Regions from separate parts of the Homo sapiens genome. Here region 1 is linked to region 2. Evidence: read pairs that join two places in POLR2A ChIA-PET (ENCODE). Cell type or tissue: GM12878. All regions are shown on one strand. Links, peaks and the distances in the headings refer to the core of each region. The heading gives the core; the rest is flanking DNA.

What was found. Peaks named below come from ENCODE experiments on the same cell type or tissue, not always from the same donor. Only the 100,000 strongest peaks of a DNase experiment are listed, where the experiment ranks them.
Region 1: POLR2A ChIA-PET joins it to region 2 with 5 read pairs; 2 of 35 experiments call an interaction of 5 or more read pairs at or near these places.

Annotation. Positions count from the first base shown.
Region 1 is chr15:92,971,187-92,987,192 of GRCh38, forward strand. CHD2 (chromodomain helicase DNA binding protein 2) reads left to right here. Exons shown (of 39, transcript NM_001271.4): 18 at 579-741; 19 at 1,079-1,231; 20 at 3,693-3,764; 21 at 7,048-7,197; 22 at 7,949-8,097; 23 at 9,629-9,725; 24 at 10,179-10,271; 25 at 13,144-13,314; 26 at 14,312-14,487. Among named protein-coding and RNA genes, the nearest start is that of MIR3175, 75 kb to the left of the region's middle. RefSeq lists an enhancer at 9,561-10,760. In GM12878, for the core only: no CTCF peak of the experiment used is centred there; a DNase peak (open chromatin) is centred at 8,264.
Region 2 is chr15:92,854,687-92,870,692 of GRCh38, forward strand. No RefSeq gene overlaps it. Among named protein-coding and RNA genes, the nearest start is that of CHASERR, 20 kb to the right of the region's middle. In GM12878, for the core only: no CTCF peak of the experiment used is centred there; no DNase peak of the experiment used is centred there.

The DNA.
Region 1 (16,006 bases), core at 5,217-10,216, 120 kb after region 2:
AATGCTTGGGGACCAGAAGTATTTCAGATTTTGGGATATTTGCTTTATACTTACTAGTTAAGCATTCCAAATCTGGAAATCAGAACTGTAAAATGCTCTAATGAGAATTTCCTTTGAGCGTCATACTGGCACTCAGAAAGTTTTGAGTGCCATTTTGGAACATTTTAGATTTTCACATTTAGGATTCTCAGCCTTTGTGTACACACACACACTTAAATATGTATAAAGTACATGTGTGTAAATATGTAAAATGTATGTATGTATGTGTGTGTGTGTATATATGTAAAGCATATGTGTGTGTTGTGTATATGTAGAGAGAGTTGTTTTCTTCTAGTATTCCTGTGTTCAGTGAGGTTGAAATATCCAGCAGAATCTTTAACATTCCTAATTCTGACTGGAGATGTGAAAGATGTATGATTAGATGGCAGGAGATACAAAAGAAAATATTCTTTGCTTCTTAAACTTTTTTAGGCCTCTTTTTTTCTCCACAATACTACTACTATCTCTTATACTCTTCTGGTACCTACAACTTTCTGTTTTTTTGTATCTAGTAGTATCATTATCATTTTAATTTGCAGGTGGATTCTGACCAGGAATTACAAGGCTCTTGCCAAAGGAACAAGAGGCAGCACATCTGGTTTTCTTAATATTGTGATGGAACTGAAAAAATGTTGCAACCACTGCTATCTGATTAAACCCCCTGAAGAAAATGAAAGGGAAAATGGACAGGAGATTCTTCTGGTAGGTAGTTCCTCATAATTACTTTCTCAAAAAAAACGCTTAGTTTCTCTAGGTGCTTTTCATCAGAATGCTCTATTTCCTTGTTGGTGACCTATCAAGGATCATCAAAGGAAGCTTTAAAAATGGGAGAGAAAAGGTAACTAAGAATGATTTGGAAAGTAAAGTATAGTATCAACAGATACTGGGAAAAAGAACATTTCGGGAATTGCTGGTCAAGCAGGTTGCTAAGGGCTTCAGAAAGCTTTAAGATGATTTTTAAAATATGGATTTGTAGAGATTAGGGAAGATTAAAATTTGTGTTTCAACATAATTATTGGAATGTCTTTTAAATCTTCAGTCCCTCATAAGGAGCAGTGGGAAGTTGATTTTATTAGACAAACTGTTGACAAGACTTCGAGAAAGGGGGAATCGAGTGCTTATCTTCTCTCAGATGGTGAGAATGTTGGATATCCTGGCTGAATACCTAACTATTAAACACTATCCTTTCCAGGTAAGGTGATTTCAGTAATTGCTGTGGGGGGAATCAATCTCTCTCTCCGCCTCCCCTCCCCAACCTTCCTACACTGGGTTGTATGCTTTGCTTGTTAAAGTAGGAAGTAAGAGTTTTCTTGTTTCAAAGAAGTTAAGGTTAAGATTCCAGGGGGCCGGGCGCGGTGGCTCACGCCTGTAATCCCAGCACTTTGGGAGGCCGAGGCGGGCGGATCACGAGGTCAGGAGATCAAGACCATCCCGGCTAAAACGGTGAAACCCCGTCTCTACTAAAAATACAAAAAATTAGCCGGGCGTAGTGGCGGGCGCCTGTAGTCCCAGCTACTTGGGAGGCTGAGGCAGGAGAATGGCGTGAACCCGGGAGGCGGAGCTTGCAGTGAGCCGAGATCCCGCCACTGCACTCCAGCCTGGGCGACAGAGCGAGACTCCGTCTCAAAAAAAAAAAAAAAAAAAAAAGATTCCAGGAGGGTCTTAATTTTTACTTGCATGCCTTTAGGCTACCATATGAAAGTGGTCATGAGGAGACGATTCTTTTTTTGAAGGTGGGTGGGGAGGATTAGAGAAAGTCAAACGGGGCAAGATAAAAAAAGGATGTCAGATGGCATCTTATTGCATGTGTATGGTGAAAGTAGAGAGGAAGTAAGTGTGAGCTCAATTCCAGGAGCCCAAATCCTAGAAGGAGAGGGCAGTATCAGACATTCCCCCCAAAAGTTGACCCTGGCTGTGAGGCTGGGAACATAGCAGAACACTGCTACTTAAAACCTTGCTACTCCCTGAAGTAAGTGATGATGGCTTCCCCTATTTTCTGTGGAGTTCCTTAACTGGAGTTACTGTCTTCACACAGTTATCTCCTATGGGGAAAATTTCTTCCGCATAGTAACATTTTTCTAGGTGTATATAATCTAGTAGAAACTTATTCTCTGATCTATTTATAGACACATAGACATATACGCAATTTACCTTGTCTCTTGGCATGTTTATAGTGCTTTGATTTTTAAGATTTATTACATTTTTTTTAAAACTTTGAATGGATGAACTCTTCTACCAACTCACATAATTATGTTGGGATTGAAGAAACTTGGACCAATGATTATCTCCTAAGAAGGCCCACCTTTGAGACTATCAGATTGATTATCTTTCAAAATACCCTGAAAGGCATTGTTATATCCATAATATCTTATATGGTCTTTCAGTTGCTGTCTTAGAATATAGCTTAAGGCTGTGCTTGTTATCAAGAAACAGCCTATTGCAAAAAGTCACTTCTCTGTCAGTGAATCGAATCCCTATGAGCTTTCATTCCTAGGAAATCCCGTGATACCAAGTAAATCAAGAATGCATCGTTTTTCTCTCTAGGGAATAGATAAGCTTGGTCAGTGACTTTTAGATAATTAATGCCCTCTACTAATGGGAATATTAAAAGGCGGCATTAGGTTTTCTGATTTCAAGTAAAGGCTCTGAATCTCCCATTGAATACGTCTTCGGTTTAAGGCTCTGAGTAGAGTAGTCAGTGAGAAAGAAGTAAGGGACTCCTCACCTGTCAGTTGACTTGAGTTAGGTCTGGTGGGCAGAGTTCTGGGTATGTAGGCCCTTCCACAGAGTCTGCTGCCAGCCAAGTCACCTTTCAGGTTAGTTTTGCCTTCTGTAAAATGAAGTATTTTGTTCATCTCAAGTGGTGATTGTGAGGGGATGAAATGCAAAAATGATTTTAAAGAGTAAGAAATGCTTTATAAAATGTACAGCATGCAGGTGATAATTCTTTAGTATTTTATGTGTCAATGGTTTCTCTATGGTGACATTGTATTGCATGTAGAACTGACATATGTTCTAATAAAGGAATTGTGTATGCTAATAAATGCCAGGGGCTTTCTTGAATTCTCATGTAGTTTAGCTGCTTGAACACTTTACTATGATTTCAGAGTGTAATTTTTGGCAAAGCTGGGATATATGATCAATTTTAACATTTTCAATGATTCAGCAAAATGTTTTTCAAACAAAATTATTATATAAATAAATTTTTGGTTTGTGTGACACTTTAAGTGATAGTTTTAGCCACATTAGCTAAGAAGCATCATTTTTCTGCAGGAGCTTATTATTGGGTGACCCGTGGTCCTATTTCCTAATCTCTGCAGTACCTACAGAAACAGAAGTAAACCCAGCCTCCAAGCACAGGTTGGGTTTTCGTCTTTCTCCTTTTAGGTCCTGGCAGCCATTCTGATCCTTGGCTAAACCTGGACAGCCCTTTGAATCAGAAGCTTGTAACCTTGAGTCTGTAACTGGAGAGCTCAGGTCGAGTAGGGTAGGGTGTGCTTCTTAAGCACAGCTTCTTCATAGCGCTTTGCCAGTGCTTTGCAGTTATTTTTACTCAGTGGGTGTTCAGGTGATAAAGGTTCCAAGTCTGCTGTTCTATTCTGAGTGTAGCTGATCTTCCTATCTTACAGTTTTCTTGTGGTTTATTTTTACAGCGTCTGGATGGTTCCATCAAGGGAGAAATCCGAAAACAGGCACTGGACCACTTCAATGCAGATGGGTCTGAGGTATACTATGCATGGCTTTGTTATTTGAGCAACTTGGGCTCTGCATCAAGGGGAAAGTCTCTCTCGCTTAATGTATTCTGTTTCAGAAACAATTTATAGTGCAATTCTTTTGCCTTGAGAAGAAAATGAGAAATCTCTCATATAAAAGATGGTGTTTTGTTGTCACTCCAGAAAAATAAATATGTGCTTATTTATCTCCCCTGTTCTGGGTTGACAACAGAGTGGTTCTCCTGGTAGCTTCCAGATACCAAATCCTTGGGCGTGGAAGAGCAGTAAGGCAGGAGTAGGGGAGAGTTGGGCAATAGAATTAATATAAGAAGGTTCTGATCTCTGTACTCTTTTGGTGACTAAGTCCTGAAAAATATATTTGCCATGTCTCAAATTTGTTGGACTTCTGATACAGTGTGGCTTAATGTTCTTGCTCTCGCTAACAGCAACATTTTACAATCAGTGTCGAGCTTGGATTTGGCATTATGAAGTATTTTGTTTGGGGGGCACATATAGAAGAGCTACTTAGGATGAAATAGAAGGTATGACAACATTGTAGTTTGTGCATATCAAATCATCAGATGCCATGGGATTTGAGAGAAGTGGGAGAGAAAAGTTTTGGTGTGAATAAAACTGTAATAATGTGTAGAGCTAAAGGAAGCAGTGGAGACAACCTGAAGTAGAAGTGTTTCACAGAGAATGCTAATTTCTGGAGCCTGAGCCACTACTTTTTTTTTTTTTTAAACAGATAGAACAGACTTAGCTTTCTGAAGAGCTTTAAAAACTCTTGATGCCTGTGCCTGTTACTACAGAATGCTCTGCTGTCTGCCTTTAGAGTGTAGAAATCCTAGTTAGACTAGTATTCTGGCTACTTCTGTAGTCTAAACATTTACTTCTTGAGGGGCTTGGGGCATTAATCTATTCAGAGCCAAGGCTCTCGTTCATTAAGGATAAGAGGAATGGAATAATTAAAGACATCGGTCATCAACTAATTCCCATTCCTCCTTTCCTTGCTCCTTGTTTCCTCAGCTGTAAAATCACAATGATTCTGATACCCCACTTCATAATATTGCTCTGAGGATTAAATTTGGTAATCAACATAAAGCACTGATCACATTGCCCAGTGCATAGTAAGCGCTCTAAATATCTGCTATTTTTATCATGTAGTGTTGGTTGAAATTGGTTTTGTGTTCTCCACTCTTAGTTTAAAAAATAGTATGAGTCGAATGTTTCATATTGCCCTGTCTCAGGGGAAAAAAAAAATTGCTTTTTGCATAGCTCTCAGTTGATTCCCACTCACTATGATGGCTATATAGAACACAAGTTCTCTACCATTTCTGCAGTATTTTAAAAATTCCTTTAAAAAACTAAATATTTATTGTGGGACAAAATATTATATGCTTACTTAGAATATTGGGAAGATGGTAAAGAATACAAAGAAAAAAACAATTGTACCCCTCATTCTAGACACAACTTGCTGTTCACGTCTTTGGGGTGTATTTCCATTCCTACTAGATGGAACCATTTATATGTTTACCTAATTCGGATCATGTTGCATACAGTTTTGTTCCCTTCAAAATTATACTTTGAGGCTAGGCGCGCATAGTGGCTCACACCTGTAATCTTAGCACTTTGGGAGGCCAAGATGGGGGAGGATCACTTGAGACCAGGAGTTTGAGACCAGCCTGGTCAACATAGTGAGACCTGTCTCTACCAAAAAAAAAAAAAAAAGTTTCCCCATGTTATTAAAGATTTTACAAAATTTAATTTCTAGGCCCATAGCAAGACCCTATCTCTACAAAAAATTAAAAAATGAGCCGTGCATAGTATTGTGTGCTTGTAGTTCCAGCTGTTCAGGAGACAGGCAGGAGGATCCCTTGAGACCAGGAGTTTGAGGCTGCAGTGAGCCAGGATTGCCCCACTGCACTCCAGCCTGGGTGACAGAATGAGACCCTGTCTCAAAAAAAAAAAAAAATTTTTTTTTTAAATTTCTAAATTTTTCTTATGCTTGTACCATTTATTTATTTAACTACCTTACCGTTAGTGGCATTGAGTTTTATAATTTTTTAACCTTTTTCAACTTGATCATAGATGCAGACGACATATTATAATCCACGTTATCCTTGCTAAAGAGTGATATAGCAGATTGTTGGTTGATAGGATCTTTTTGACTCCAGATTTCATTTGTTTTAGATATCTCATCTTAAATTGTCCACTGTTTATCTTTAGACTTCTCTTTGGAGTGTGGTGGTGCTTAATATTTCTCTTAAGAATCACAGATTATGTGCCTGGACACTCCTGTTGATCACTTCTTTATTGGAATTGTTTAATTAAAATTCTTGTGAAGCAGCTGTCTCCATTTTTATTTCTATGGCATAATGTTGTTGAATGTGACTATTAGAACATGGAGACCTTTTCATTGCATCTCTATGTGTATGCTAAATATACCCATTTATCAAGATGGAACTCAGGACTACCAGTTTTTCAATGCTGCTTCTCTCTGCTACAAAGGCATCAGCTTTTGACATATATGATTAAATTCCCTGAAAATAGAAATATTTCACCTTTTCCCCCCGGCTTATATATTTTATTCTTTTTCTCCTGCCCCCATATTTTTCTGAGCACTCAGACGCAGGCAGGTGTGCTGTGCTTGCCCAGTGTCTACTGTCATTGCTGTGGATACTGCAGTGTCAGTGCCTGGGTGGTTCCACACATCGCTCTCCAGCCAAACCTGTTTTGATTTTTTTATAATTTTGGCATGTTTTGTGGTAATTGAGGATCCTGTGGTTCTCAACACTTACCATATATGATCTCTTTAGTGCAGTGTTTCTATATTTCTCGCCAGCCTAACAAACATAAATATTTATATAATAAAGTATCTCTGTTTATACTAACTGACTTACATGGCATAATCTACCTTTTCCCTAAAAATAATTATACAGGTGACTTCCTGGAGTTAATGATCTCCATGATAATTGTTTGTCTGTTTTTATTATTGTTGCTGTTAACTTCTTGTATATTAGTTGTAGCCGGGAGGTAGCACTAATTCTCTCACTCCCATTGCCTTATTAGAGTCTACTCTACTCCTGTTCATGGCACTGACTTTGCCTCTTAATCAAATGAAAATTCATTCTACCATCAAGTCCCTGACATTCTTTTAGCCTCCATAAAGTTTGTCCATCATATCTCACTTTTCTTCACACCTGCAGGGGTTTCCAGGTGTAAGGGCTTATTGGACTGTGAAACTGTTTCTGAGAAGGCCACTGCATAAAGTAGTATATTGCATTGTGTACAGGACTTCTGTTTCCTGCTCTCGACAAGGGCTGGTGGCCTGGGAATCAATTTGGCTTCAGCGGACACAGTCGTCATCTTTGACTCTGACTGGAACCCCCAGAATGACTTGCAGGCACAAGCCCGAGCGCATAGAATTGGTCAAAAGAAGCAGGTCAGTATGGAGAGGCTTCTGGAAATTGCTTTAGGGTTGGGGGCCAGGGGGCTTGTTCAGCCCTTTCAGGATGTTAATAAAATGCTTTTTCCCTGTTTTGCTTTTATTTCCCCTGAAGCATTGATTTCTGTTTGTTAACTAGCACAGAGATGTTGTCTTTGGGCCCAAGATGAACCTATTAAGGAACTTTTCTTTTTCTCTGTTTGAAAAGTACAACATCAGCGACCTTCTATGTGTTTATCTTGAGAGAGATATATGATGAATAGACTTAGAACTGAACATTTTCTCTATTTTAGTATGGAAAAGTTAAATATCCTATTGTTCAAGATGGTTTGTTTTTATTATACATGACAGTGTTAGCTTTAAAGGTACTTTGGAAAACCACACACTTTTTTGTTTATGAATCTTAAAGTCTGTTCTATATTGGATAACCCGTAAGTTTCATTCTTGGCCAAAGATTCTGTTTTTGTGGAACTTTCCATCACTGAAGCACGATTTTTATTGATGGAACAGGCCATAACGACAGATCTTTAGAGGCAATTTTATTTAAGACTGTAACCTGCTGCACATAGTAAAAGTATTGCATCTACTTAAGCTGCCTGCTTGGATGGCTTACAGTCTTCTATGGTTAGAGAATAAATTCTGTTAAAATTTTCCCCTCTTGGGTTTTGACAGAGCTAATCCTTCTCTCTTTTTTTGGGGGGGTTGGGGGGTGGTTCAGGCATAAGCATAACAGTTCCTTTTCCTACAGGTAAATATTTACCGCTTAGTTACAAAGGGGACTGTGGAGGAGGAGATCATAGAACGGGCCAAAAAGAAGATGGTATTAGATCATCTGGTGATTCAGCGCATGGACACCACTGGCCGGACGATCCTGGAAAACAACTCAGGAAGGTCCAAGTAAGTGCCAGGAAGATTGGGAGGTAGGCAGAATCAAATTGATTCTACATCACTGTTGGATATAATAGGATTTTCTACCACAGACATTAGTCTGTTCATTACCTGGAAGATGCCAGGCCAGAACCACAAATAGGATAGCATTTTCACTTTGAGTTTCTTGGTTCCTTTTTTTGCCCATCACCCCCCTTCTTATGTGTTTTCCTCTCTTTCTTGCCCTCTCCCTTACCTTTGCTTTTGGCTGCTCATGTGACATATGACACAGCAACAGCAGTGGAGTTGTGTGTTGGGTGTCAGCCTAGCATAATGTCACCTTTGACTTTTCTGCAGTGAGAATCCAGATTGGATTGGCAGCTGTTTTTTTTTTTTACTATTGGCAAAAATGTTTGTGTGGAGATTGTTGTGCTTCCAGAAGGGTGTAAAAAGAAAGTAATGAAGTTTTAATTGGCTTTGGGAAGAGGCACAGCTACATCTCCTATAAAGTTTAATTAGCCAGGCATGGTGGCAGGCGCCTGTAGTCTCAGCTACTTGGGAGGCTGAGGCAGGAGAATGGCGTGAACCCGGGAAGTGGAGCTTACAGTGAGCCGAGATTGTGCCACTGCAGTCCAGCCTGGGCGACCGATAATAATAATAATAATATCAAAATAATAATATCAATATTATCAAGATAATAATGATATCAAAATAATAATAAAAATAAGTTTACATTTTGAGCAGATTGTTGAGTGTCTTCTGTGGTGGTGTTTCAGCTATGTTTTTTGTTTGTTTGTTTGTTTGTTTTTGAGATGGAGTCTCGCTCGGTCGCCCAGGTTGGAGTGCGCTGGCACGATCTTGGCTCATTGCAACCTCTGTCTCCTAGGTTGAAGTGATTCTTGTGCCTCAGCCTCCCGAGTAGCTGGGACTACAGGTGTGCACCACCACACCTAGCTAATTTTTTTTTTCTTTTTTTTTTTTTTTTTTAGTAGAGACAGGGTTTTTCCATGTTGGCCAGACTGGTCTCAAACTCCTGACCTCAAGTGATAGGCCCACCTCAGCCCCTCAAAGTGCTGGGATTATAGGTGTGAGCCATTGTGCCCGCTGCAGCTATGTTAAAGGTGTATTCAAATTAGCCCTTCCTAAATAAAATGTTTTCAGATAGTTTTCTGTTTAAGAGGAAGCTAGATGAGAAAAGCCTAGCTCTTTTATTTTGGACCGGGGTTGAGAAGGTTGAAAATTCTTGGTGAATTATAACTTTCTGAGTAAAAGGCCAAAGGAAAGAGCTCCATTCTATAACATTGCTAGTCACCTTTCTGGCTTACCCATGCAATAGGTGAACCAGTAGGACTGTAACTAATTTTCTATTCTGCTGGTTTAGGGTTACCATCACAGACTCATCCTGTAGATAGAAAATGCGATGTTTGAGAAATCATTTTTCTTGAGGCAGAGTTTATATTTTCAGCAGTTAACTTGACCTCTTTCTGAAGGATAGTTATTCTGAAGTAGAACACTTTAGAGGTTATTTGATGTTTCTAACAACTACATTTTACTTCCACAGCTCAAATCCTTTTAATAAAGAAGAGCTGACAGCTATTTTGAAATTTGGAGCAGAGGATCTCTTCAAAGAACTGGAAGGGGAGGAATCAGAACCTCAGGTAATTAACAATGAGGAGAGGGAAATTTTTTTGAGAAGTATGATCTGTGAGAGTCTAACTTTTCTGTAAGAAGATTCTGTTAGAGGCTTTTGTAAAGAAAAAGTAATTACTTGAAGGACAGTGTGTTTTTCTTTCGTAGGAATCTCATAGCTCTTACCAAATTGAGTAGGAAGGAATTAATAAAGCATTCGAGTATACTTTTTTGGGTTGTTTTTTTCTCCCATTTCTGTTCGTTTTAATTTTTGAAGTTTCACCTTGTCATTTGTATAAATTATAGTTTGAGACATTAGATGTAAAAGATGTAGAGTTGAAACTGAAAGTAAATGAAATATCAGAAAGGAGAATTGGTTTATTTGCACCAAACATTTTTAGTAAATACGAATAATTTCTGGGCAACTAGGCAACTCATCTGTTGCCATTTTATTCTATTCGTGTTGGCTTTTGTTCTTTTAGGAAATGGATATAGATGAAATTTTGCGGTTGGCTGAAACGAGAGAGAATGAAGTGTCAACAAGTGCAACAGATGAACTTCTATCACAGTTTAAGGTATGAAGATCTTTGTGGGAGAGAGTTCTCAGCATTGATTCATTAATGATGACTAATGTTTATGAACGCTTTCTTTGTGCTAGGCGCTCTGCTTTTCTCTTTACCTGAATTGAGTCATATCCTCAATATTGTTCTCTGAATTGTGAGTATGTTGTGAATGTAGGTTCTACAGTCCGCACGAAGGTAATCACTGAAGTGGGCTATCCTATGTAGAGTCAGTGTGTGGCGGAAAAGAAATCACTGAAGAGAGGGCTAGGTAGAGAGCCAGGACAGAGTGTAGAACCAGGACGTGTGGAGCACTGTGGGACACGTCAATAGATCAGATGCCAAAGAGAGGTCAAAGATAGGAAAAGAGTAGATGACAATTAGAAGGTTCTGATGACTTGGTGAGATTTTAGTTTGTTTTTTGTTTGGTAAGTGAGAGAAAGAGGTGTCAGTGGTGTCTCATATAACAGAAAATTACATGAAATGAGGACTAAACACAAAAGTTGGGCACCAGACGAATAGGAGGTGGCAGCACAGAGTATCAATGTTATTAAAAAGCTTAGTGAAAGAGTACAGGGATGCTAAATTATATGGCTAGAAGGTTGAAGCAAGACAAGGTTTTTGAAAGATGTTACCATGTTTCTAGTTTGAGGAAAGAACTTGAGTATAGGGAGATATTGAAGGTTCTCAGGAAGGAAATGATTTGATGGCACATTGCCCCAGAGGAGACTGGAAGGGATACAGTCAAAAGCACAGATGGAAGACTTGGCCTTGGAAAGAAAAAGGACAAGTACACTTTAGGGAAGAGGAGGAAAGAGATGCTGTGGGAGTTTAATTTATGCTCTTAATGACTAGTAAAGTAAGTGAGGTGTTTGCTTGAGAAGTGGAAAAGATTTGGGACAGCCATGGATGAGGCAGAAAGTTGTTGGGAGGAACCTGATAGGGAGTCAGCTGAATTGAGATGATACAGCTTTGCCGTGGAGCCAGTCAGCAGGGTCATATGACTTTCTCCAGCAATACTTTTGAGGTCAGAGAAATTGGATCAGTTGGCTATCCCAAGGTGGGAGATTGGCTTGGGAGGCACAGGAAAGTCAAAATAGCAAAGGTTTTCAAGATTCATGTGACAGCTTGGAAGGAAGGATTGACCATGGGTTGATTCCATGGAGGTAGAGAAGCAAGAGAGACCTGATGATTACAATGATGGCTAAGTGTAGTATGCCCATTAGGATTGAATTGAATTAGGGGAAATTGTGTGAAGTGTTTGGAAGGAAGCAATATTGTGTGATTAGCTCCAAAGCTGGCCACTGGTAGAAGTTGTTTCAATGGAAGAACAAGGATGGAATTGAGTGGGCCAGAGAGCCCTAGATTAATGGGTTAGGATGCAGAGGATGGGGTAGAGAAGGGGGAAGGTGATTTATTAGTGTTCGTCATAGTCGGTTTGGGCTCCTGCAGTAAAATACCGTAGACTGGGTGGTTTATAAACAATAGAAATGTATTTCTCACAGTTCTGAAGATTTGAAGTTTGAGATCAGGGTGCCAACATGGTCAGGTTCTGGTGGAGGCTCTCAGGTTGCAGACTGCTGACTTTTCTTATCTTCCCATGGTAGAGAGAGAGAAGCTAGAGAGCTCTCTGGGGGTCCCTTTTATAAGGGCAGTAATCCTATTATGAGGGCTCTACCCTCATGACCTCCTAACACCTTACATTGGGAGTTAGGATTTCATCCTATGACTTTTGGGAAGAACATAAACATTCAGTCCATTGCACTGTTTCAGCTCAGTTCCACCTCTGTGACTGCTGCTCCTTTCTTCAGCAATAAAAACCTGCACTTGTGTAACTCTTACTGTGTTTCAAGCACTATCTTAAGTTAAGGGCCAGAGTCTGGCCTTTAACCACGATGTCCCTTTTGGAAAAGTTAAATTCCTTACTGCATGAACCACTAACGTATGTGCATATTTACATCAATCTTAATTTTAGTTAATTTTAGCCAAAAGTCATAAAGTAAGAGTCTTAACTTGACTTCACTGTTGGCTCCAAGGAATGGAGCCTCCAGAAGCTCATTTATACCTTATGACTGTCTCAAAGGCTAGGAGGGAGGGAATAAGAAGAATGCGGAGCCAGGCTGGGGGCTGCCTGCCACTGCTCAGATGCTGTCCAGAGGTGGTAGATGTTTCTGTGTACTCCTCCTCTGGTTCTTTGAAATGGATACACTTAGATGGCTTTCTTTCTGGGATACCTACTGTTTTAGTACAAATACATATCGGATATTAAATAATATTTGATAAGAAATGAAGAGAATATTCTTCTAGATTTATTTAAATTTTTTCTGTTTTATGTTTTCATTTTATTTCCTAAGACTAAAGTGCACTTGTGAGCATATGAAATCACCACACATCTTTAACTTTCATATTTTTGATAAAAATGAATAAAGCAACCAGTTGGCTAGATGATAATGAGTGCTTTGAGTTATGCATTGTTTCAAATGAACTCTATACAACTTATAGAAATGTAAGTTCATCATGGAGTATTAGGTATTAAGCATTTTAAAATCTAAATAAATCTAAATTTTATCATTAGTATTATATTTATTAGAACATGTATATGATTTATAACAGCTCATTCAATAAAACTTATAAAAACAATTTGTATCTTTGTAGCTGTTTCTCTGCTTTTCAGTAAAATTTATGATGTGATGAACTTGAGGACTTGACAAGTTGATTTTTGGGGGTATAAAGGAAAAATTAATAGAAAATTGATTATCTGATTATGTAATATCACAAAAGTCCTATTATTCACAGTGTCTACTTAGATAAAAACACTGGATAAATTGTTTTAGTAGATGGTGTTTAGAAATAGGGAAATGTCAGACAATGGGTTGTCTGTTTTAAGGTTGCCAACTTTGCAACAATGGAAGATGAAGAAGAGCTAGAAGAGCGTCCTCACAAGGACTGGGATGAGATCATTCCAGAGGAACAAAGGAAAAAAGTAGAGGAGGAAGAGCGGCAGAAGGAGCTAGAAGAAATTTATATGCTGCCTCGAATTCGGAGTTCCACTAAAAAGGTGATCAAGTGAGATGAAAGATATGAAATTATTTCTTATGTTGTGAATGCTACAGAAGTGTTGATTATTCAAAGAAGAGGCCTTGCATTGTTCCCCTGACACAGAGGCTTCAGGAGCAGAGTTGATACTGTAGGAAACTTAACAAAGGAAAGTGGAGAAATCTGCAGAGCTCCTGAGCACACCTGTGAGACATCGGATTTGGTCTTTGCAAATTGGCTCTTTGTGAAGCTGATAAACAGGGTCTGAAATTTCCAGAAGTTTGCATTTTGCCTTTGAGTAGTCCTCACAGTTTGGCTGTTAATTGCCACTGCCTTCAACTTTCAGAAAGTCACACCTCTGTTTGTCCATAACAGTTCACAGCACTTGATATAAATACTTAGTAAAGGATTATATAACTATAAATAAGAAACATATACCAACTTGACAGTTCACAAAGCTCCATCACAGACACTATCTAATTTGATTTTTGTAACAACATTGAAATAGGTAGAACAAGTTTTTTTACCCATTTTGTTGGAGGTAATAGACACAGATTTGTTCAAGGTCACAGTAAATCAGTATGAGGTAACACTAGCTACCATTTATTGAGCCCTTACAATGTGCTAGGCATACTTCTAAGTGCTTTAACTTACTGAAAACCATCTGTTATAGGTACTATTGTCTTCATTTTTCAAATGAGAAAATAAAGGCACAAAGAGTAAAATTACTTGCCCAAAGGAGTAAACATGAACCTGTTTTATAATGGGATATTGTAAAAATATTCATATATTTTTAATCCAGTTCACTTATCGTTATATTACAATGTCTCTGAAAGTATGACTGTCCTAAGTGGGTATTTCTCCAAGACCTGTCTCCCCTTATTTGTCAAAGGAAAATTGACTTGTCTGATATGGTGAGAAGTTCTGAATACTAAAGAATTAAGATGGCCTTCTCTTAGTCCTTTCACCACTTGAACTTCGCACTTGTTACAGTGTGACTTTGCCTCGATCTTTCTCAGGCTCAGACAAATGACAGTGACTCTGACACTGAGTCTAAGAGGCAGGCCCAGAGATCCTCTGCTTCTGAGAGTGAAACGGAAGACTCTGATGATGACAAGAAGCCAAAGCGCAGAGGGCGTCCGAGGAGTGTGCGGAAGGACCTCGTGGAGGGATTTACTGATGCAGAGATCCGAAGGTTGGTGGAGGCTCTGTTCTCACTGAGCTTGTTTGAAAGTGCGTACTGTAAGTCTTGGGTTGACTGGATCCTGGACATCGTGACAGGGTAGGCAGAGGCTAATACCTACAAAAAAGGAAAGAGAAGCTGGGTCCTGTCCCAGATCTGTAGGATGATCCTTCCTTCTCCAAGGTTTCTTTCTGTTGAGATCACTTTTATTTGTTGTTCATCTCTCTATTTCTCTCTTATTCTCTGGTTATTCAGAACATTTTCACAAAGTTCAGCTCGGGGAAGGAGATAATTGACATACATGTATATACAGACTTATGTATCTGTATATAAAAGAAATATCAAAAATAAAAATGGTACAAATAAGTCTACCCTCACTACCTCTCCCCTCCGCCACAATCCCACTTCCACCTGTGTTAGTACTGACATCAGTTTGCTAGTGGTTTGCTTTGATTTATAAGTAGTATGTACAGCATGTTGTTCAGCACCTTGCTTTCCCCGATCCCATTTAAAATCCATTTTAGACATCTTTCTATGTGAGTGATTACTATACATTTCTTGGTATCTGATTCAAATGTCTCTATCCTCCATAAAAAAATCTAAAATTGTTGCTTACAAATTATTTTTTTTCCAGTTTCCATCTTTTTTTTTTAAGCCTGAAGAAAATAGAAAGTATAAAGATGGTTTTAAGGCCTAATCCATATTATAATTATATTAAATAGTCCTTTAAGTTTCATGTATTTGAAACTGTGAGGTGTTTCTTTTCACTTAAAGGTCACACCTATTCTTCTTTCTTTGTTTAATTTACTATGGAAAAATAGAAATATTTCAAAATACTGACAGAATAGCATGTAACACATCCCCTCTTGTGCTTATCATCTTAACAATTTTGAATTTGTAGCCAAAATTGTATGTATATATACACACCCCACCTCTTCTTGCTCCCTATTCCCAGTATTATTTTGAGAAGAATGTGTTTTCTGCTATGGGGCAGTATGTTCTATAGCTGTATTTGGCTTAGTGTTTTTCAGGTCTTTAATTTCTTCATTGATTTTCTGTATAGTTGTGGTTATTTTGGTAGAGTCAGAATCTTGCTCTCTTGCACAGGCTGGAGTATGATCCTATCTCACTGTAACCTCACACTCCTGGGCTCAAGTGATCCTCCTGCCTGAGTGCCTTTTTCACTCAGCCTCCCAGGTAGCCAGGTCTACAGGCATGTGCCACCATGTCTGGCTAATTAAAAATTTTTTTTTTTGGTAGAGACAAGGTTTCATTATGTTGCCCAGGCTGGTCTCAGACTCCTGGCCTCAAGTATCCTCCTGCTTCAGCCTCCCAAAGTGTTGGGATTATAGGCCTGAGCCACCGTGCGCAGCCTAGTTGTTCTACCCATTATTGAAAATGGGATGTTGACATCTCTGTTACTCTTATATGATCCATTTGTTCTTCAATTGTTAGTTTTTGCTTCATGTGTTTTTGGACTCTTATTAATTGTATATATTTTTTATAATCGATAGGTCTTGATTGGCCTTTT
Region 2 (16,006 bases), core at 4,263-9,262:
TTTTTCTTCACTCTCCCAGGCTTAGGACATTAGTCCTCTTGATTCTTCATCAAGGGAAAGAGGGGCTGCTCAGCCACACACCAACACTTCTATTCTTCCTCCTCTGGTTTTTAAAAACCTACCCCTGCTCTTGGAAACCAAGACCCAACAGGACTTTCTCATCTCCAGACCTCTCTTCTGCTTCCTTTTTGGAGGCCATGGTTTTTTGTTTTTGTTGTTTGTTGTTATTGTTGTTTTGTTTTTGAGACAGAGTCTCACTCTGCCGCCAGGCTGGAGTACAGTGGCGCAATCTCTGCTCACTGCAACCTCCACCTCCTGGGTTCAAGCAATTCTCCTGCCTCAGCCTTTTGAGTAGCTGGGACTATTGGCATGCACCACCACACCCAGCTAATTTTTGTATTTTTAGTAGAGACATGGTTTCACCATGTTGGCCAGGATGCTCTTGATCTCCTGACCTCGTGATCTGCCCACCTCGGCCTCCGAAAGTAATGGGATTACAGGCATGAGCCACCGTGCCTGGCCAGCCACAGTATTTTTTGTTTTGTTTTGTTTTGTTTTGAGACAGAGTCTCGCTCTGTCGCCCAGGCTGGAGTGCAGTGGCGCGATCTCGGCTCACTGCAAGCTCCGCCTCCCGGGTTCACACAATTCTCCTGCCTCAGCCTCCCGAGTAGCTGGGACTACAGGCGCCCACCACCATGCCCAGCTAATTTTGTTTTTGTATTTTTAGTAGAGACGGGGTTTCACTGTGTTAGCCAGGATGGTCTCGATCTGCTGACCTCGTGATCCGCCCACCTCGGCCTCCCAAAGTGCTGGGATTACAGGTGTGAGCCACCGCGCCCGGCCCAGCCACAGTATTTTTATTCAGCCATGGAACCAGTTTGCAAGAACGGTTCCCATGGTCAGTACCTGTAACATTTACAACTAAAGATTTGAACAAACTGAACAGGGAGGTTGAGAAGAAAGAAGAGTTAAAGTGCTACTTAAAGGAACTTTCTTTCCTATGCTTTATTTTATATAATATTAATAGTTAGGTATAAAGTTAACTGTGCTAAAGCAATTCCTTTTCTCCTTATTATTTATGTGCATAAACAGACTACACTGGAGGCTCTTGGTGAAGAGGGGGTTAAAATTACAGCCCTGCTAAATTTCTATATAGCAGTAAAACTTAGCTGTAATTCCTACCTAACATTGCAGTTTTTCCTTCCAAACTGCAGGCCTCTTTCTTGTTTTCTTACTGAGCAACTTCCCTGCAGTCCTGCCTACCAAGGACACAGGAAAATACTAGCTCCTAGAATTCTGCCCTTCTTTTTCATAGTTTCAAACACTGTCTAACATAGCTGGCCGGTGCCATCAGCTTCAGCCTTAAATGTGATTAAATCACATATAATGTTTTCTGACCTTCAAGACCTGCAGCCTCAGGCTACAGGTTAGGTACTGATTTCCCTACTTTTATAGTTCTGTTAATTTTTAAATGCTGTGTACTGAGCTCAGTACGAAACATAGTTTGTCTGTCAAAAGCAAAGCTAGTTGTCTTTTATGTATTATGTAGTTTGTTAGTTTTTGTTTTAATAGGAGTTTATTAGCTAACTTGAGGGTCATGGCAGGGTACCTATTTTCTTCCTTCTCTATGTCTTGGGCTTTCTTCTTTTATTGGTGAGTAAAATGAAAAGGAAAAAAATGGTCAGGGGTGGTGGCTCACGCCTGTAATGCCAGCACTTCGGAAGGCCGAGGCAGGCAGATTGCCTGAGCTCAGGAATTGGAGACCAGCCTGGGCAACATGGTGAAACCTCATCTCTACTGAAATACAAAAAAAATAGCCGGGCGTGGTGGCACGCGCCTATAGTCCCCGCTCCCCCAGAGGCAAAGGTTGCAGTGAGCCGAGATCGTGCCACTGCACTCCAGCCTGTGCACCAGAACAAGACCCCGTCTCCAAAAAAAGAAAACGAAAAAGAGTCTAACAAATCTGTGAGTCACGTTATTGGTTAAGATAGCAGATGAAGCACTTAGTGGGAGAGATGGGACAATAATTTTTTTTTTTTTTTGAGACGGAGTTTTGCTCTTGTTGCCCAGACTGGAGTGCAATGGCAGAATGTCGGCTCACTGCAACCTCTCCCACGCTGGTTCAAGTGATTCTCCTGCCTCAGCCTCCTGAGTAGCTGGGGTTACAGGCACGTGCCACCACACCTGGCTAGTTTTTGTATTTTTAGTAGAGATGGGGTTTCACCATGTTGGCCAGGCTGGTCTCAAACTCCGGACCTCAGGTGATCCACCCGCCTCGGCCTCCCAAAGTGCTGGGATTACAGGCATGAGTCACCGCGCCCGGCCAACACATTAACTTTAAAAAGTTGACTTTTTGAAAGTATGGTATAGGGAGACTGATTGCAGCCCCGCTACTCCCTGCAGATCATCTGCCTCTTCTCACCCAGGTCCTCACAGCTTCTCTAAGAAACTCCACTAGAGAATGTCCTAGGGAACCCATCCTGATCTTTCTACTTCTGGACCCCACAGTGACCTTATTAGTGAGCCTCCAATTTCGATACTGAATCACATTCTGCTTTGTACTAGCCACAGTCATTTAGTAAATGCCAATCTTGCTACCTTATCTAGATGGCAGATTCTCTAGGGCAAGGTTCTTGTCACCTACTTGTGTTGTATTCTCAGTGCTTCTGCACAGTTGGGGCTGCCTTTGTGGCCTGGAAAGGAAAGCAGCCAGGCTGAGGGGTCAAAGAACACCAAAGCAAAAGGATAGAGTACCTGCCCTCAAAGTGCTCAGAGTCTAGTTGGGCGGATAAGTGTGATAGTATATCACTGGTTGTAAGCAACAGAAACCTGCTATGGTTGGAAACCAAAAAAGGGATTTATTGAAAGAATATCGCCAGGCATGGTGGCTCACGCCTGTAATCCCAGCACTTTAGGAGGCCGAGGTGGGTGGATCACGAGGTCAGGAGATCAAGACCATCCTCGCTAACACGGTGAAACCCTGTCTCTACTAAAAAAATACAAAAAAATTAGCCAGGCATGGTGGCGGGTGCCTGTAGTCCCAGCTACTCGGGAGGCTGAGGCAGGAGAATGGCATGAACCCAGGAGGCTGAGCTTGCAGTGAGCTGAGATAGCGCCACTGCACTCCAGCCTGGGCGACAGAGCGAGACTCTGCCAAACAAAAAAAACAAAAAACAAAAAACCAGCCTGACCAACATGGAGAAACCCCATCTCTACTAAAAATGCAAAATTAGCAGGACGTGGTGGTGCATGCTTGTAATCACAGCTACTCCGGAGGCTGAGGCAGGAGAATCGCTTGAACCCGGGAGGCGGAGGTTGCCGTGAGCCGAGATCGCACCATCGCACACCAGCCTGGGTGACAAGATGGAAACTCCATCTCAAAAAAGAAAGAAAAATAAAAAGGCCGGGCGCGGTGGCTCACGTAATCTCAGCACTTTGGGAGGCCGAGGCGGGCGGATCACAAGGTCAGGAGACCAAGACCATCCTGGCTAACAGGATGAAACCCCGTCTCTACTAAAAATACAAAAAATTACCCGGGCGTGGTGGCGGGCGCCTGTAGTCCCAGCTATTCGGGAGGCTGAGGCAGGGGAATGGCGTGAACCCGGGAGGTGGAGCTTTCAGTGTGCGGAGATTGCACCACTGCACTCCAGCCTGGGCGACAGAGCGAGACTCTGTCTCAAAAAAAAAAAAGGAAAACAGAAAAAAATAAAGAAAGAAGGAAAGAAAGAATATGTAGGAATGCACCTGATCCAAGGGAAGCCTGAAGGTCCAGACTCTAAAAAGACAAGAATGTGGAGGTGCTGGGAGTCTGGAGCTCCATTTCCTCAGAACATTGTTTCTGGGATGAATTAATTACAGCTCTTTTCAATCATTTAGATATCTGCTCAGCATTCAACTGGGGTGAGGTAGGGGATTAAAGAGATGTTGGTCGAAGGATAGAAAATTTCAGTTAGACAGAGGGACTAATTCTCGAAGATTTATTGTACAACAGGGTGACTATAATTAATATCAACGTATTGTATACTTGAAAGTTGCTAAAAGAGTAAATTTTAAATGTTCTCACCACATAAATATAAATATGTGAAGTGATGAATATGGTAATTAGCTTGGTTTAGCAATCTCACAGTGTATACCTATAACAAAACATCATGTACACCATAAATATATAGAATTTTTTTGTTTTTTTGAAACAGAGTCTGGCTCCGTCACCCAGGCTGGAGTGCAATGGCATGAGCTCGGCTCACTGCAACCTCCACCTCCCAGGTTCAAGTGATTCTTCTGCCTCAGCCTCCCGAGTAGCTGGGACTACAGGCACGCCACCACACCCCCACTAATTTTCTTAGTAGAGACAGGGTTTCACCATATTGGCCAGGCTGGTCTCGAACTCATGACCTTGTGATCCGCCGGCCTCGGCCTCCTAAACTGCTGGGATTGCAGGCATGAGCCACTGCACCCCGCCCATAAATATACAGAATTTTTTGTCAATGAAAAAAATTCAACAGAAAGAGAATTCCACTTCCACTATAGCAGAGTAAGAGCCTAACAGACTGTCCCCCCACCAAGATCACTATAGATGATGGGCAAAATGCAAAAGAAACCAACCAGTGTTTCTGGAGAGTTAACAAATTAGTCAGATTTTGGAGAGGAGTTGAAACTTAAAGGAACTGATTCAAGGTGGGTTTCCCTTTTTGTGTGTGATTTTGGCCAGAAGAAAGACTGTCATTTTGTGGAATAGGGTAGTTGTAACTTCAGTGGAAAGCCTACCAACTTTTTGGGCCAAGGAACCAGGGGACAAATCCCAGGGCCACCATGGCCATCAGAAAATGAAGGGGGAATCTCAGACCGGAAGGAGTTAGAAAAAGGGAGCTCCAAAATCTATGTACACTTAGCCCAAGTCTTAGGCTGACTCTTGAACCATACTCAAGTGAAACAGATTCAAAGCAACTTGCATTTATGGCTAAAAGAACAGAAGTGAGACTTGAACTACTGCCCACTGTGGGCAAGTCGGAATTTGCAGTTTGAATATCTCCAAGGTAAGTGCCAGCTAAAACAAAATGAACAGTAATCTCTGGGGAGGTAAAACCAGGGTCTCCACAAAATAACATCATAAATTCCGAGATACAATAACAATCACTCAATATATGAAGAACCAGGAAAATGCAATCCATTCTCACCGAAAAAGTCATCAATAGAGAACAATTCTGAGTGACTCCACATGTTGGAATTTTCAGACAAGAGCCTTATAGCAGCCCATGTAACCATGTTCCATTAAGTAAAGGAAACCATATTTGGAATGAATGAACACATAGAAAATCTCATCAGAGACGTATGAAAAAGAGCTGGAAGAAATTTTATAATTGAAAATGTTTCTACACTACAGCCTGGGTGACAGAGTGAGATTCTATCTCAAAAAAATTTAAATAAATAAATGAAAAATTCACTGAATGGGGTTAATAGTAGGATGAAGATGACAGAGTCAGGTAACTTGAAGATATAACAATAGAGTATGCAATCTGAATAATAAAGACCAAAAAATAAAAAAGGAAACTGTAGGACAGTATCAATAAGTCTAAATACAGGTAATTGGAGTCCCAAAAGGAAGGAAATTTTTTATTTTATTTTCATTTTTTGAGACAGAGTTTTACTGTGTCACCCAGGTTGGTATGAGGAAGGAAATGTTTTAAAGAGGGTAGAAAAAAATATTTGAACAAACAACGGCTTCTCAAATTTGGTAAAAGATATACAGTTGGCTAGGCATGGTGGCTCACATCTGTAATCCCATCACTTTGGGAGGCTGAGGTGGGAGGATTGCTTGTGTTTGGGAGTTCGAGACCAGGCCAGGCAACATAGCAAGATTCCTCCATCTCTACAAAAAACTTAAGAATTTAGCTGGTGTGGCCAAGCGCGGTGGCTCACGCCTGTAATCCCAGCACTTTGAGGGGCCAAGGTAGGCAGATAACCTGAGGTCAGGAGTTCAAGACCAGCCTGGCCAACATGGTGAAACTTCATCCCTACTAAGAACACAAAAATTAGCTGGGTGTGGTGGTGCACACCTATTATCCCAGCTACTTAGGAGCCTGAGGCAGGAGATTGCTTGAACCTGAGAGGGGGAGCCTGCAGTGAACCGAGATTGCGCCACTGCACTCCAGCCTGGGCAACACAGCAAGAATCTGTCTCAAAAAAAAAAAAAAAAAAAAAAAAGGAAATGCAGCATGTATGTATGTGTTCAACATATATAGAAAAGAATAGAAAGGCCAAAAGGTACTTAATATTTATCAGTTACCTGAATATTAAATATTTAATACACTAAATATGAATGAGACATAGAAGATGCTAAATATATAAAAGGCACTAAACATTCAGGATAAATGTATCGGAGCTTTATATACATAAGGTCTAATTCAGCCACCAAGAGGTGACACCTATTCCAGCCCCAGATGTCCTCTACATGAAAACACAACATCTGTGTGTTCAGCAGTATCTATAGCTACTGCCTCCTGGGTTCAAGCGATTCTTCTGCCTCAGCCTCCCGAGTAGCTGGGATTACACGCATATGCCACCATGCCTGGCTAATTTTTTGTTGTTGTTGTTTGAGATGGGTTTTTGCTCTTGTTGCCAGGTTGGAGTGCAATGGTGCGATCTTGGCTCACTGCAACCTCCACCTCCCAGGTTCAAGCGGTTCTCCTGCCTAAGCCTCCCAAGTAGCTGGGATTACAGCCACATGCCACCATGCCTGGCTAATTTTGTATTTTTAGTAGAGACAGGGTTTCTCCATGTTGGTCAGGCTGGTCTCGAACTCCTGACGTCAGGTGATCTGCTCGCCTCAGCCTCCTAAAGTGCTGGGATTACAGGGATGAGCCACCGTGCCTGGCCAAAAAACACAAATAACATCTGTGTGTTCAGCAGTAGCTATAGCTACTACCTCCCAGGTTCAAGCAATTCTTCTGCCTCAGCCTCCCAAGTAGCTGGGATTACAGGCATGTGCCACCATGCCCAGCTAGTTTTGGTATTTTTAGTAGAGATGGTTTTTCACCATGTTGGCCTGGCTGGAATGCCACACCTCTTTAAACAACCAGCTCTTGGATGAACTAATAGAGCAAAGACTCACTCATTATTGTGGGGAGGGCACATACCCATTTGTGAGGGATCCTCCCCTATGACCAAAACATCTCCCACTAGGCCTCACCTCCAACATTGAGAATGACATTTTCACATGAGATTTGGAGGGGACAAATATCACAACTACGTCAGCAAAAAATTTCAAGGAAAAGATGAACACTTTAAATGACAAAAGAGTCAATTCATCAGGAAGGTATAACAATAATGTGTATGTGCCTAGTAACACATCCTCAAGACTCATGAAACAAAAATTGACAGAGAAAAGTAGATCATTCCACAATTAGAGTTGTTTTTTTTTGTTGTTGTTGTTCTTGTTGTTTTGTTTTCTGAGATGGAGTCTTGCTCTGTCACCCAGGCTGGAGTGCAGTGGTATGATCTTGGCTCACTGCAACCTCTGCCTCCAGGGTTCAAGCAATTCTCCTGGTTCAGCCTCCTGAGTAGCTGGGACTACAGATGTGCACCACCATGCCCAGCTAATTTTTTGTATGTTTTTAGTAGAGGTGGGGTTTCACCATGTTAGCCAGGCTGGTCTCGAACTCCTGACCTTAGGTGATCCACCCACTTCAGCCTCCCAAAGTGCTGGGATTACAGACGTGAGCCACCACGCCTGGCCTATAGTTGGAGGGTTTTTTTTTTTTTTTGAGATGGAGTCCAGCTCAGTCGCCCAGGCTGGAGTGCAGTGGCACGATCTTGGCTCACTGCAAGCTCCGCCTCCCGGGTTCACGCCATTCTTCTGCCTCAGCCTCCCGAGTAGCTGGGACTACAGGCACCCCCCATCACGCCCGGCTAATTTTTTGTATTTTTAGTAGAGACAGGGTTTCACCATGTTAGCCAGGATGGTCTCGATCTCCTGACCTCATGATCCAACCGTCTTGCCCTCCCAAAGTGCTGATTTTACAGGCAACCACTGCTCCCGGGCAGTTGGAGAGTTTTTTAAACACACTCTCTCAGCAATTAATCAACAAAGACGTAGATGACCTGAATATCATTTTCAACCTCCTTGACCTAATATTTATTTGTAGAACACTGTATCTAACAACTCTATAATATACGTCATTTTCAAGTACACGTGGGTACATTCACCAAGTTAGATATATGCGGGCCACAAAACAGTGTCAATAACTGAAATTATTGAAATAATATAGAATGCATTCTGTGACCGTATGGAATTAAATTAGATATTAGTAACAATAATATATCTTGGAAAACTGCAAATGTTTGGAAATTAAATGACATATTTCTAACTAATTCATAGGTCAGAGAAGGAACCAAAAGTGTGGTTAAAAATATTTCAAACTGAATAATAATAAATACAGCATATAAAAAATATAGGGCTGGGTGTGATGGCTCATATTTATAATCGCAGAACTTTAGGTGGCCAAGATGGGAGTATCACTTGAGTCCAGGAGTTTGAGACCAGCCTGGGCAACATATTGAGACCCTGTCTCTACAAAAAAAAAAAAAAAAAAAAAAAAAATTATAGGATGCATTCAAAGTAGTACTCACAGGGAAATTTATAGCTTTAAGTGATTACATTAAAAAAGAAGAAAGGCCTAAAGCCAGGCACGGTGGCTCACGTCTATAATCCCAGTACTTTGGGAGGCCAAGGTGGGCAGATCACTTGAGGTCAGGAGTTTGAGACCAGTCTTGCCAACATGGCAAAACTCCATCTCTGCTAAAAATTAAAAAATTAGCTGGGCATGGTGGTGCTTGCCTGTAGTCCCAGCTACTTAGGATGCTGAGTCATGAGAATCTCTAGAACCCAGGAGGCAGAAGTTGCAGTGAGCCGAGATCATGCCACTGCACTCCATCTAGCCTGGGTGACAGAGTGAGACTCCATCTCAAAAAAAAAAAAAAAAAAAAAAAGGCTGAATTTTAGCTGGGTGTGGTGGCTCACACCTGTAATCCCAGCACTTTGGGAGGCTGAGGCAGAAGGATCACGAGGTCAGGAGTTTGAGACCAGCCTGGCCAACATAGTGAAACCCTGTCTCTACTAAAGATACAAAAAATTAGGTGGACATGGTGGCAGGTGCCTGTAATCCCAGCTACTTGGGAGGCTGAGGCAGGAGAATCACTTGAATGCGGGAGGCAGAGGCTGCAGTGAGCTGAGATCATGCCACCATGCCACTGCACTCCAGCCCAGGCGACAGTGGGAGACTTCGTCTCAAAAAAAAAAAAAAAAAAAAAAAAGAAAAGAAAATGGAAAGAAGACGAAGAATGGCCTAAAATTAAAATTAATGACTGAAGTTTCTGTCTTAAGAACAATGTCAACCTAAGGAGGTATGTAGAAGGAAGAAAATAATAAGGATGGAGTAGTAATCAATGAAATAGAAAACAAACAAGAGAGACAATTAACAAAGTTAAATTTGGAACCTTGAGAAGATCAACAAAGTTGATAAAGCCCTGGCTAGACTGATCCATAAAATAGATGAGAAAATATAAATGAAAGATGTGTCATCAGTACAGATCCTACAGACATTAAAAGCATAGTAAGATTCAACTGAAAGAAGGGAGAGAGAGGGAGGGATGACTGAGTGGCTAACTTTGATTCATGTGCTGGCATAAAGTGGGGAAATATGACTGTCACTGAACAGTCTCCAAAGAGGCAGGATTTTCCCTATAGCAAATTCAAGTGAATGGATGCTTGAGTGGCCAATGCCTCAAATACCCACTACAGACATGCAAACTGGTAATGACATACACTGAAATAAGGTGAGAATAAAGGTATATACAAAGTGTATGTCTTTGACAACTGTGTTCTTTCACTCTTGAGACAGAGGGTAGGGAAAAAGCTGACCTCACGTTGGAGCAGGCAGTCTTTGTTTTAAAGACAATGTGTGCAGTGAGCTGTGATCACATCACTGCATTCAAGCCTGGGTGACACAGCAAGACCCTGTCTCCAAAAATAAAAATTAAAATTAAAAAAATAAAGGCAATGTGGAGCAGGCACTGACTGATGCAGGTACTTTGGACCATAATCACAAAGTATGTTACCTCAATGATGAGACAGAGTCTCACTCTGTCACCGAGGCTGAGTTTGCCTCACTGCAAACTCAGCCTCCTGGGTTCAAGCAATCTTCCTCTCAAGTAGCTGGGCTAACAAGCACGCACCGCCATGCCTGGCTAATTTTTGTATTTTTAGTACAGACGGGGTTTCACCATCTTGGTCAGGCTGTTCTTGGACTCCTGACCTCAAGTGATCTACCCGCCTCAGCCTCCCAAAGTGCTGGGATTACAGGTATGAGCCACTGTCCCCGGCCTCAGTGATCCTTTCATTTTGCATTGTATATGGCACCTGCTTATGAAAGCAGCAAAAACAAACCCCAAAATTCTAGGGTGAAAAAATATCAACACAGGAAAGTTGAAAAGAATTATATTACGCTCCACATATGCAGTTTAAAACTTTCTCCAAATATTAGAAAAGGTTTTGGAACCCTGGTTCATAAACTTTGAAAACCTTTGGTCATTTTAAATAAACCAAAGAAGCAAAACCAGATTGCCTCCAAAAGTAAACTTTTTACCATCGCTGATCTTAACTGCTACAACAACAAGAAAAGAAATACCTAAAATAGGTAACAAGAATAACACTGTTTTTTTTTTTTTTCTTTTTCTTTTGAGACGGAATTTTGTTCTGTCACCCAGGCTGGAGTGCGGTGGCTCAGTCTTGGCTCACTGCAAGCTCTGCCTCCCGGGTTCATGCCATTTTCCTGCTTCAGCCTCCCGAGTAGCTGGGACTACAGGTGCCCCCCACCATGCCCAGCTAATTTTTTTGTATTTTTAGTAGAGATGGGGTTTCACCGTGTTAGCCAGGATCGTCTCGATCTCCTGACCTTGTGATCTGCCCTCCTCGGCCTCCCAAAGTGCTGGGATTACAGGTGTGAGGCACCGCAAAGAATAACACTGCTTTAATGAAACACCAGTGAAATGTCACAAATAAATTACCTAATTGTGCAAGAAACAAGTAAATTAATGCTACAAGAAGGCTTTAGGAGGACCCTTAATTACCAGTCCACAATCTATACTTCATTTTATTAAATTTATGTATTAATTTTATTAATACATAAAATTATTTATTATTTTATTTTATTTTATTTTTTTTAGAGATGGAGTCTCACTCTGTCACCAAGAGTGATCTTGGCTCACTGGCATGATCTCGGCTCACTGCAACTTCTGTCTCAAGTGATTTTCCTGCCTCAGCCTCCTAAGTAGCTGGGATTATAGGCATGTGCTACCATACCTGGCTAATTTTTGTATTTTTAATAGAGATGGGGTTTCGCCATGTTGGCCATGCTGGTCTCGAATCCCTAACCTCAGGTGATGCACCCACCTCAGCCTCCCAAAGTGCTGGGATTACAGGCATGAGCCACCGTGCCCAGCCCACGATCTGTACTTTAAAACTTGATATGGTGTGAGTATAATGATTACACAAAAGTAATGCAATTGTTAAGAAACAAATGGAGGAGGTGTTGGCCCACTTAAAGTTATGCTTTTTTCCTGGGCAAAAGCCTACAATCTGGGAATAGTTAATTCAGGCCTAAAATACATCAGCTGAGCTCACTGGTCATATAAACTTTGTTTGTGTGTTTGTTTGTTTATTTGAGACAGAATCTCTCGGTGTCACCCAGGCTGGAGTGCAGTGGCATGATCTCGGCTCACTGCAGCCTTCACTTCCCAGGTTCAAGTGATTTTCCTGCCTCAGCCTTCTGAGTAGCTGGGATTACAGGCACCCATCACCACACCTGCCTAATTTTTGTATTTTTAGTAAAGACAGGGTTTCACCATGTTGACCCTGCTGGTCTCGAACTCCTGGCCTCAAATGATCTGCCCACCTCGGCCTCCTTTGTGAGCCAGTGCACCCGGCCAGGTCATAAAAACCTTGTAAAGGATATTGTGTTAGGCCATACTTGCCTTGCTATAAAGGAATACATGAGACTGGGTAATTTAGAAAGAAAAGAAGTTTAATTGGCTCACAGTTCTGCAGGCTGTACAATCATGGCACCAGCATCTGGCTGGCGTCTGGGGAGGCCTCAAGGAGCTTTTATTCATGGTGGAATGTGAAGCGGGAGTGGCCCCATCACAAGGTCAGAGCAGGAAGAAGAGGGAGAGTTGGGGGAGAGGTACCACACACTTCTAAACAACCAGATCTCCTGAGAACTCACTCACCATTGCAAGGACAGCACCAAATCATGAGAGATCCACCCCCATGATTCAATCACCTCCCACCAAGCCCCATCTCCAAAACTGGGGATTGCAATTCAACATGAGATTTAGAGGGTTCAGGATCTAAGAAATATATCAGCTATAATATAATCTCTCTCTCTCTCTCTCTCTCTCTCTCTCTCTTCGGGTATATATCCCATTTCTGTGTCCCAGAGAGGTGGAAGTAGTGGTCGGGGCCACTGTGCTAGCATAGACTTGCTCCAGCGTCAGTCAGTACCGTGGAGCTGCATAGATCTGGGTGTGTTGGTTGTCCCAGGGTTTCTGGTTTGTGAACGTTACCATCCTGTCTGATTCAGGAGCTCACAGATCAAGCTAGATTTGCTAATCCCTGCTCAAAGAGTGAGCTGGAAGAAAAACTATTGCTAATTATTATCTCCTTTTGCATATATAGCAAAATGTTCTTTTAAAAATGTTCTTTCCTACATTATCTCATTTGACCCTCATATTTAACTGCCCTGCAAAGAATGGGGCAGATATAATCATCCATATTGTGAGACTGGGAGAGTTGTGAAGGTGAGGCTCGGGGAGTCCAAGTCTCTAAGCTTGTAAATGGCAGAGCTGAAGTCAGAGCCAAAGCTCCTGGTTACCAGTCCCCTTTCTCAGATTCTATAGATACTAGCAGGGCTGGGGTTAGGATGAAGCAACTGAGGCACCAAAAAACTCAATAATCAAAACAAATAATATTTCCATGTAATATTTTTAAAGGTTAAAATAATGTCAATATATCTCTGATGAACAAAGTATCACATTTTAATTTTATTTATTTATTATTATTATTATTTTTTGAGATGGAGTCTCGCTCTGTAGCCCAGGCTGGAGTGCAATGGGGTGATCTCGGCTCACTGTAACCTCCGCCTCCTGGGTTCAAGTGATTCTCCTGCCTCAGCCTCCCGAGTAGCTGGGATTACAGGCGCGTGCCACCACGCCAGGCTAATTTTTGTATTTTTAGTACAGAAGGGATTTTGCCATGTTGGTCAGGTGGGTCTCAGACTCCTGACCTTGTGATCTGCCAGCCTCGGCCTCCCAAAGTGCTGGGATTACAGGCGTGAGCCACTGCGCCCGGCCTTACTTATATTTTTTGAGACAGGGTCTCACTCTGTCGTCCAGGGTGCAGCACCGTGGCGCAATCAGGGCTCACAGCAGCCTTGACCTCCTGGGCTCAAGTGATCCTCCTGCCTCAGATCTCCATGAATAGCTGGAACCACAGGTGCACACCACCAGGCTGGGATAAGTTTTTGTATTTTTAGTAGAGATGGGGTTTCGCCATGTTGGCCAGGCTGATCTCGAACACCTGGACCCAAGTGATCCGCCCGCCTTGGCCTCCCAAAGTGCTGAGATTACAGGTGTGAGCCACAGTGCACAGCCAAATATTTAAAATTAAAGACCCATGGCTTGCTTGTTTTGTGACCCTGCAATTTTTTTTTTTTTTTTTTTTTTTTGAGACAGAGTCTCGCTCCGTCACCCAGGCTGGAGTGCAGTGGCGCAGTCTCGGCTCACTGCAAGCTCCGCCTCCCGAGTTCACGCCATTCTCCTGCCTCAGCCTCTCCGAGTAGCTGGGACTTACAGGCGCTCGACACCACGCCCGGCTAATTTTTTTGTATTTTTAGTAGAGACGGGGTTTCACCGTGGTCTCGATCTTCTGACCTCGTGATCTGCCCGCCTCGGCCTCCCAAAGTGCTGGGATTACAAGCATGAGCCACCGCGCCCGGCCGTGACCCTGCAATATTTTGCAACAGGAACAGTCTTTTTCAATTGGCCTGTAGTTCCCAGGCCAGGCAGTCCATCTCATTTGCTGCCAAGTGGGTTTTTGATGGTTGACAATGGTGTACAAACAGATTGGACAATGTGGAGCTTTCTATATAATCTTTATTTTATTTTATTTTTTAAAAGAGATGGGGTCTCGCTCTGTCACTCAGGCTGGAGTGAAGTGGCATGATCATAGCTCACTGCACCTTCGAATTCTTGGGCTCAGGCGATCCTCCCAACTCAGCCCGGCAGTGCTGGGACTACAGGCACGTGCCTCTACACCTGGCTAATTTTTAAATGTTTTTTTTGTAGGGATGGGTCTCATTGTATTGCCCAGGTACTATCATAGTGCACCACAGCCTTGAACTGCTGGGTTCAAGTGATCCTCCACCTCAGCTTCCCATGTAGTTGGGACTACAGGGGCACGCCACCACGTGTGGCCATCTAGTCATGTATTTTGATGGGGTCAGAACAGGCTGGGGTCAGACAGCCAGGGAATGGCCGAGTCAGGTTTGGATCTCAAAGCTGATGGTGCCAAGGTCCTTGCGCTTGGCTTGTTGCTACCACTGTCTGTCTTCCTAGTGCCTACACCTAGTAAGGAGAAGGCACTTGTAAATGAATCACTGTACTGCAAACTGAAAATAGTAAGAGCCCAAGTAAAGTACCAAAGAGTTCTCAGGATTGAGATACTTCTGGTTGGCTGGTTAGGGGCTATTGCATAACATGCCAGCATTCCAGAGATTCTATCAGAGTGCCAACGGCAAAATCTACTTTTTCATCACTGACATACAGGGTGTATCCTGCTTTTTAGGAGCTCTCATAAATGGAAGCCTATATTTACATAAAAGCTACCTTAAATTGTGGTGATTTACTTTGGTGAAACCTTGTTAAAGCCCATTCAATATCAAGTTCTCCTAATCTACTTAATGGAATTTGATGTACAATTGGGTATTTTAATGTCCTGTTGGGTAATTTTGATACAGCAAACATTCCCTCAGTTATTTGAGCATCTACAGCTGTGCATTAGTAAACAAAATAAATCTAAGCCAAGGTTTCTACCTCCAGTAAAGCTAGGTTGAGTCTACTTAGGGAGATACAGTCCTTGTACTCAAATAGATAATAATTTATGATAAAAACCAACTTCTTAGAAATAGCATAGGCGTTAACTGGTAGAAATCCTAAGGAGGGAAAGTAATCACTTTGGAAGAGAGAAATCCAAACAGTTTGCATGAACTGGCCCTGTGGGATGGGCACAGAGCCGGAGATGTGAGCAGTGCACATTTGAGGGCTGTGGGGAGGGCTGTGCAAATGTGGGGGGCAGTCGTGTGCCAGACAGGCTGACAGGACAGTAACAGTCTGGCTGAGGCCAGAGTAGGTGATGCATTAAGCTGGCAAAACACCAACTTAACACTTAAAAGAGGCCTTAGTGCACGCAGCTAGTTGCAAACCGGTAAGACTTTTTTAGGGAGCCCTTCAAGGACAGCGCCTGGGAACCGTCTTCATGTAGAGAGTCAGAGGGAAACCAGAAGGCAAACAGGAAGATGAATGGAAAAGAAAGGGCTAAAGGTGTCAGAGGAAAGCTGGGACCATGCGGTGTCAGGAAGGACCAGGTACTGAGAGCTACAAGAGGTGAGAGGTTACTGTTAGGTGCAAGAGAAAGGTCAAAGAGGAGAGAAATATTTGAGATCGTCGGTGGCATTTTCAGCAGGGTGTGGCAGTGGGGTGGGGCTTCCACCTGATAGCCTGATAGTGTGGCTTCACAAAGATTGTACAGGACCATTTGTCTGATGTTGAACATGCTCTTGATCCTGAAGTCTTTGAGCCAACAGATAAAATACAACCCCATTCTAGTTTATCTCAGTAGCATGTGCCTTATAATAAAATCTGGAATATCTTAGGAAAGATACTTTGAAAACTAGCT